2 separate regions of the Homo sapiens genome follow, and region 2 is linked to region 1. A link is a contact called in ENCODE POLR2A ChIA-PET data. All regions are on one chromosome and are shown on one strand. Each heading gives the region's core, a stretch centred on a gene start or an enhancer-like site at or near the end of the contact. The rest is flanking DNA. Distances are from core to core; before and after follow the strand shown. Region 1 holds the start of DIRAS1 (DIRAS family GTPase 1). Region 2 has its middle 12 kb from the start of MAP2K2.

Region 1 (3,353 bases), core at 836-3,335:
AGAAGCTCCTGCTGTCCTAGTTTGGGTGCTCGGAAGAGCTCACTGCCATCTGTGGCCTGGGCACCGCGGGCCATGTGTGGAGACCCCGTTCCTCAGGGACAGCGAGGAGGGGAACAGGGCCTGGCCTCGCCGGCTCACGCGGCCCACAGCCTGGCCTGGGAGCTATAAATAGCAGCCGCAGCGTGGAGTTACCGCCCTGCCCACTCTCCTACGCATGAGTCAGCCTGCCCCGGCCTGAGCTGGTGCCCGGAGGAGACAGGGAGCCGGCCCGACGCCCTGCCCCACGCTGGTGGGTCACTCAGGAGACGAAGGCAGGCAGGCGGACTGGGAAGGGGCAGGGCTGCCGTCTGAGTGCTTGGGTGCCCAGCAGCCCCGTGTAGGTGGGCGCCCTGCCCATGTGTTCCCAGCAACCCTACAGGCGGGCAACAGTGACGTCACTCACAGATGGGGGAACCGATGCTTGAGAAGGCACTTCCCTGCAGGCAGCCATGTAGAGCAGAAGCTGGGATTTGTCTGCCCTCAGGGCTGTCTCCATCTCCTGCTGAGGGCACCCCCAGATGAGGGTCAGGGGCCGGGCCATGCTCTGAGGTGCTCCCGCAGGGCTGGGGTCAGGGTGGGAGGGAGGTGCACGCCAGGAGCACTCAGGCCGGGCCATGGATGCCAGGCTGAGAAGCTGGACCTTGGCCTGGGAGAAGGGAGCCATGGGTGGCGTTAGAGCAGGGGAGGCCCATGTTGCAGTTGGAGCATTGAGTGGCAGAGTGGAAGGAGGGCTGGAGGAAGGGGTCTGGAGGCCAGGAGGGGGAGTGGGGTCAAATCAGGGAGAAATAGAGCTCCTTGAGCCCCAAAGCCGCTTGAACCTCAGTGCCCCAGCCTCAGTGGCAACAGGAGAGGGGACTGAGTGGTCTTGGAGGCAGTGCCAAGTCTCCGCAGAGGCAGATGGGCCCACCTCATCCAGGGCCATGGAAATGGTGGGTCATGGAGAACCCCAGGAGCTGAGGGCCCAAGGGGTTCACCTGCTCACAGGCCTGGTGATGGGGAGCTCACCACCTTCCAGACCAGCCTCTCACCCACTGATGGCTCTGACTCTGGAGAGACCCCTGTGGGTCCCAGAGTTGGCCTCTCCACCAAGGGGCGCCTTCCTCTGACAGCCTTGCGGCCTGGGACTGTCCCGCACCCACCCCTGAGAGCACCTTCTGGCCTGGTCACTAGACCCCAAAGTCCAGTCTCCTCTGGGATCTGCCCGATGAGGCCAAAAGGAACCTCGGCCTCCCGGTCTCCAAAATGGAGGCGGAACCATGGTCTCTTGTGGACACACAGACGCATCAGAAAAGCCAGTGCTCCCCTAAGACACCTCCTGTTGGGGGAACACAAACATTTTCCTAACCGAAAACGGCAAACCCATCCGCTGCAGAGCAGCGCCAGCCCCCTTTGCTCACCCCCCACCTCCCTAGGCCTGACTGCCATGGGCTGCCTCCGCCTCCACAAAACCAGCCCTACAGAGCGCTGAGTCCGCTTCTGCCCCCATCCCGCCCCTGCCCAGGCCCCTGGGATGGGTGGGCCTCCAGGTGCACCCCATTGACCTGAACCCTCCCGCCTCTGCCCGCTTCTAAACCTGTTCATTGATTGTTGATTATCGACTTACTCATTTCACAACGCACCCCTCTGATTCCCCGCCCTGCGTGTGACCGGGCCCCAGCCGGCCTCAGGGGTCCCGTTCTGCACCCCCTTTATCCGCATTTCTGCCAAAGCCCTCCACCCCCGGCTGGACTCTGCTCCTCCCAAGCCGGGCTCCTGGCCCCCACTCGGGGTTCCCCGGGAAGCGGCCCCAGCTCCCACCCCGAGGGAGGGCGCGCGCAGGTGGCTACGTGGCAGGGCGGGGGTCCCGGATCCTGGCGACCTCTCCCACCCCGGGCGCGGGCAGGGGTCCCGCGTGGGGCGGCGGTGACCTTGGCCGGGCGGCGCGCCGGCCCCGTGGGCGCGGGTCCCCGGGGCGGGGCGGGGCGGGGCGGGGCGGGGCGGAGCGCGGGGCCCGGCGGGCGGGGACGGCGCGGGCGCGACTGCGGCGGCTCGGGCGGGCGGGGGGCGGCGGCGCCAGCGGACACCGGAGCGGGCAGGAGCAGCGGCCGCGGCGCCGCAGGGACCAGCGGGCCCAGGTAGGCGGCCCGGGGCGGGGAGGGGGTCCCTGCGCAGCCCCCAGCCGGCCGTCCTCCCCGCCGCGCGTCCCTCCTTTGTCCCGGCCCCAGCCTCCCGGGCCTTGGGGCCGGGCCCTTCCCCGCGTGGCTCCGGGGCCCCTCGCCGGGCGTCCCCCGTCCCTTCCCGCCGGGCCCGGCCGGCCCCTCCGCGCTCACCTTGGACAGCTCCCGGCCGCCTCCCCTCCCCCACCCGGAGGGCGCCCCCCTGCCGAGCCCGCCCCACCGAGGCCCACCCCGCCGCCCCTCTCCGCATTGGTCCCCTCGGGCAGGGCCTCCTCCCTCCTGCAGCCGCCTTCTTCGCCCTCCGCCCCGCTGCCCAGCCAAGCCCCTCCCTCCGCGCCCCCTCCCCGGGGTGGGCTCCTCCTCTCCACCACTGAGGTCCTCCTGAGTCAAGGGTCGCCCCTGGGCTGGCCCCGCACTGTGCCTCTGCGCCCTCGGGCCCCCTAGAGCAGGCCCTTTCTCCATCAAACCCCTCACCGGCCAGGCGGCCCTGGGTCAGACCCCCGCCCCACCCTTGGTCAGGCGTGACCCCCGCTAGACCCCTGGGTCGCGGCTCTCTCTGCTTTCCTGACCCTGAGCTTTGCTTTGACACCCCCGCCCCCACCAACCACGCCGTGCCCGGCCGGGAGCCGGGCTTCAGGGACCCAGGGCTGGGGTAGATTGGCCCTGCCTGGACGTCTGGGGGTGGGCTGCCCCGCACAGGCGGGAAACCCCAGGAGTCTAGCCAAGCAGGGTGGGCTTCCAGCCCCGCTGTGCGCCTCCACCCCCCTGCTCTGTGACCTTGAGCCAGCCCCTCCTGCTCCTGCCTCGGTGCCCACGACCCCCTCCCTCCACCCGCACCCCCCAGGCGGTGGAGGTGGGAAGTGGCGTGGGCTTCGGGGCTGTTGAGTGCAAGCGCCTTTCTGGTCAGGGATTCCAGACCCAGCGGGGAGGACAGTACTGCTCATGGGGGCTGGAGCTTCAGTGCCCGCAGCAAGGCAAAGGCTGGATCTGGGTCCACAGAACCCATGGCCATTAGGACCCCAGGCCGGTCTTGGTGGCGTCTTTCTGCACAGCAGCGTGCCCGCCTCTCAGGGCGCCCACCCAGGAAAGGGCAGGGTCTGCAGCACAGGCCGCCTCCCCCCCACCACCAGCACCCCCAGCCTCCTCCGAATGCCGAGA
Region 2 (3,578 bases), core at 371-2,870, 1.4 Mb before region 1:
CCCAGCTACCTGGGAGGCTGAGGCAGGAGAATGGCGTGAACCCAGGAGGCGGAGCTTGCAGTGAGCCGTGATCTCGCCACTGCACTCCAGTCTGGGTGACAGAGCGAGACTCTCTGAAAAAACAAAACAAAACAAAACAAAACAAAACAAAAAAAGAACAAGGCCAAAAGCAAAACAAAACAAAACAAACAAACATGACCATGTTTCATGTCCCAAATGCCTCCCAATATAATCACAGCCTGTATTGCGGTGGGCAAATTAGAGCCCACAGCTCACTGCCTATTGTTGTACAGCCTGAGTTAAAAACTGATTTTATGGCCGGGGCATGGTGGCTCCCGCCTGTAATCCCAGCACTTTGAGGGGCTGAGGTGAGAGGATTGCTTGAGCACAGGAGTTCAAGATCAGCCTAGGCAACACAGGGAGTCCCTGTCTCTACAAAAAATTTAAAAATTAGCCAGGCATGGTGGGAAGTGCCCGTAGTCCAGGCTACTCAGGGGCTTGAGGTGGGAGGATCACCAGAGCCAAGGAGTTGGAAGCTGCGGTGAGCTATGACTGCACCACCGCACTCCAGCCTGGGTGCCAGGTGAGATCCTGTCTCTAAAAAATTTGTTTTAAATTATTTTATTGCCAGCATAATAGGTCACGCCTATAACCTCAGCACTTTAGGAGGCCAAGGTGACAAGATAGCTTGAGCCCAGGAGTTTGAGATCAGCCTGGGAAACAAAGTGAAACCTGTCTCTACAAAAAGTTTAAAAATTAGCAGGGCATGGTGGCACATGCCTGTGGTCTCAGCTACTTGGGAGGCTAAGGTGAGAGGATCACTTAAGCCCAGGAATTAGAGGCCGTGGTGAGCTATGATCATGCCACTGCACTCCAATTTGAGTGACAGACACCCTGTCTTTCTAAAAAAAGAAAAGTGAAGGCCGGGCGCGGTGGCTCATGCCTGTAATCCCAGCACTTGGGAGGCCGAGGTGGGCAGATCACGAGGTCAGGAGATCGAGACCATCCTGGTTAACATGGTGAAACCCCGTCTCTACTAAAAACACAAAAAATTAGCCGGGCGTGGTGGCGGATGCCTGTAGTCCCAGCTACTCGGGAGGCTGAGGCAGAAGAATGGCGTGAACCCGGGAGGCGGAGCTTGCAGTGAGCCGAGATTGCACCACTGCACTCCAGCCTGGGTGACAGAGTGAGACTCCGTCTCAAAAAAAAAAAAAAAAAGAAAAGAAAAGAAAAAAAGAAAAGTGGAAACTGAGGCTCAGAGGGTTGAAATGAGTTTCTCAAGACCCCATGTTTCTGCGAGATTCCCTATTTACCAAATTCTCCAAACAGGACCTCAAATTCCTCACAGGAAGTGCAGAGATCACATTGACAAATCAATAATTCCATAAATTGCATGTCAGAGAGAGCGCTGCACACACCCATTTGATCTTGCTAAGCCTGGGAAATTTTTAATTGCCCCTGTTTAAAAAAAAAAAAGTCATTGCACTTTCTAGAACCTTGGGTTTGGAACTTTGCTCAGAGTGATTTCGACATGTTGTGAAAACCTCATTTTAACTTTATCTTTCTTCCAGGCATTTCACTTCAATCAGAACTTGGTAAGGCCGGGCGCGGTGGCTCACGCCTGTAATCCTAGCAATTTGGGAGGTGGAGGTGGGCGGATCACCTGAGGTCAGGAGTTTGAGACCAGCCTGGCCAACATGGCGAAACCCCATCTCTACTAAAAATACAAAGATTAGCCGGGTTTGGTGGCACATGCCTGTAATCTCAGCTGCTCGGGAGGCTGAGGCAGGAGAATCGCTTGAACCCAGGAGGCAGAGGTTGCAATGAGCCGAGATCATGCCACTGCACTCCAGCCTGGGCAACAGAGCGAGACTCTATCTCAAAATATAATAATAATAAAAATAAATAAATAAATCATGGGAAAGCGAAAAAATACATTTTATGTGTTTTCCTTCCCTCCCGCAATTAAACCCCTTTCATTTTCCCATGTTCTCTCGCAGTTCCCATTCATCTGCACAAATCTTTGATTGCAGAGCGATAAAATAAATGTCATCATGAGCATCCATCGGCCAGGACGTGGCACAAAGTCATAAAACAACTCTAGGCTGGGCACAGTGGCTCACTCCTGTAATCCCAGCACTTTAGGAGGCCGAGGCAGGTGCATCACAAGGTCAAGAGATCAAGACCATCCTGGCCAACATGGTGAAACCCTGTCTCTACTAAAAATACAAAAAATTAGCCAGGCGTGGTGGCATGTGCCTGTAGTCCCAGCTACTCGGGAGGCTGAGGCAGGAGAATCACTTGAACCCAGGAGGCGGAGGTTGCAGTGAGCCGAGATTGCGCCACTGCACTCCAGCCTGGCGACAGAGTGAGACTCCATCTCAAAAAAAAAAAAAAAAAGAAAGAAACTCTAGAAACCAGCTGGGTGTGGTGGCTCATGCCTGTCATCCCAGCACTTTGGGAGGCCAAGGCGGGCAGATCACCTGAGGTCAGGAGTTCGAGACAAGCCTGGCCAACATGGTGAAACCCCGTCTCTACTAAAAAAAAAATACAAAAATTAACCGGTTGTGATGGCAGGTGCCTGTAATCCCAGCTACTTGGGAGGCTGAGGCAGGGAGAATCACTCGAACCTGGGAGGCAGAAGTTGCAGTGAGCCGAGATGGCACCACTGCGCTCCAGCCTGAGAGACAGAGTGAGACTCCATCTCAAATTAAAAAAAAAAAAAAAAAGAACTTCACTTGGTCATCAAAAATGTGGATGACTTCTGTGATGAATCACATAATCATTTCTGAATACTGGAAAATATTTCCTTATTCCTTTTTTTTTTTTTTTAAGAGTTTCACTCTTGTTGCCCAGGCTGGAGTGCAATGGCGCTAACTCCGCTCACTGTAACCTCCGCCTCCCGGGTTCAAACCATCCTCCCGTCTCAGCCTCCCGAGTAGCTGGGATTACAGGTGCCCAACACCACTCCCAGCTAATTTTTCTATTTTTAGTAGAGACGAGGTTTCACCATGTTGACCAGGCTGGTCTCAAACTCCTAACCTCAAATGATCCTCCCGCCTCGGCCTCCCAAAGTGCTGGGATTACAGGGGCGAGCCACTGCTCCTGGCCTAATTTTTGCTTGTTTGTTTGTTTGAGACAGAGTCCCGGTCTGTCCCAGGCTGGAGTACAGTGGTGCAATCTCGGCTCACTGCAACCTCCACCTCTCGGGTTCAAGGAACTCCTCTGCCTCAGCCTTCCCAGTAGCTGGGATTACAGGCACCTGCCACCACGCCTAGCTAAATTTTGTATTTTTAGTAGAGACGGGATTTCACCATGTTGCCCAGGCTGGTCTCAAACTCCTGACCTTGTGATCTGCCTGCCTCAACCTCCCAAAGCGCCGGGATTACAGGCGTGAGCCACTGCGCCTGGCCTAATTTGAAATCGTAGCTATTAACCAGCAGTTCCCAAATTTCCCAAAACTTGAACAAATCGGCTCTTGCCCACCAGAAGGAGCTGGCTTTGGCACAGCACTGCTAAGCTTCTCTCAGAGCATCCTGTTTTCCTCCTTGAACACTGCACCCCAGGTTGTTAAGTTA

Evidence for each region. ChIA-PET counts read pairs that join two places held with the same protein, here RNA polymerase II (POLR2A).
Region 2: POLR2A ChIA-PET joins it to region 1 with 12 read pairs in AG04450. The contact joins the enhancer-like site here to the promoter of DIRAS1 in region 1. POLR2A ChIA-PET finds 5 or more read pairs at or near these places in 2 of 52 experiments (AG04450 and H1).

Annotation. Positions count from the first base shown.
Region 1 is chr19:2,720,104-2,723,456 of GRCh38, reverse strand. It overlaps DIRAS1 (DIRAS family GTPase 1), which reads left to right and starts at 2,085. Exons shown (of 2, transcript NM_145173.4): 1 at 2,085-2,153.
Region 2 is chr19:4,134,778-4,138,355 of GRCh38, reverse strand. No RefSeq gene overlaps it. Among named protein-coding and RNA genes, the nearest start is that of MAP2K2, 12 kb to the right of the region's middle. Within about 2 kb of position 1,620, at least 2 of the 41 ENCODE cell types and tissues checked have a DNase peak (open chromatin) inside an H3K27ac peak, as active enhancers do.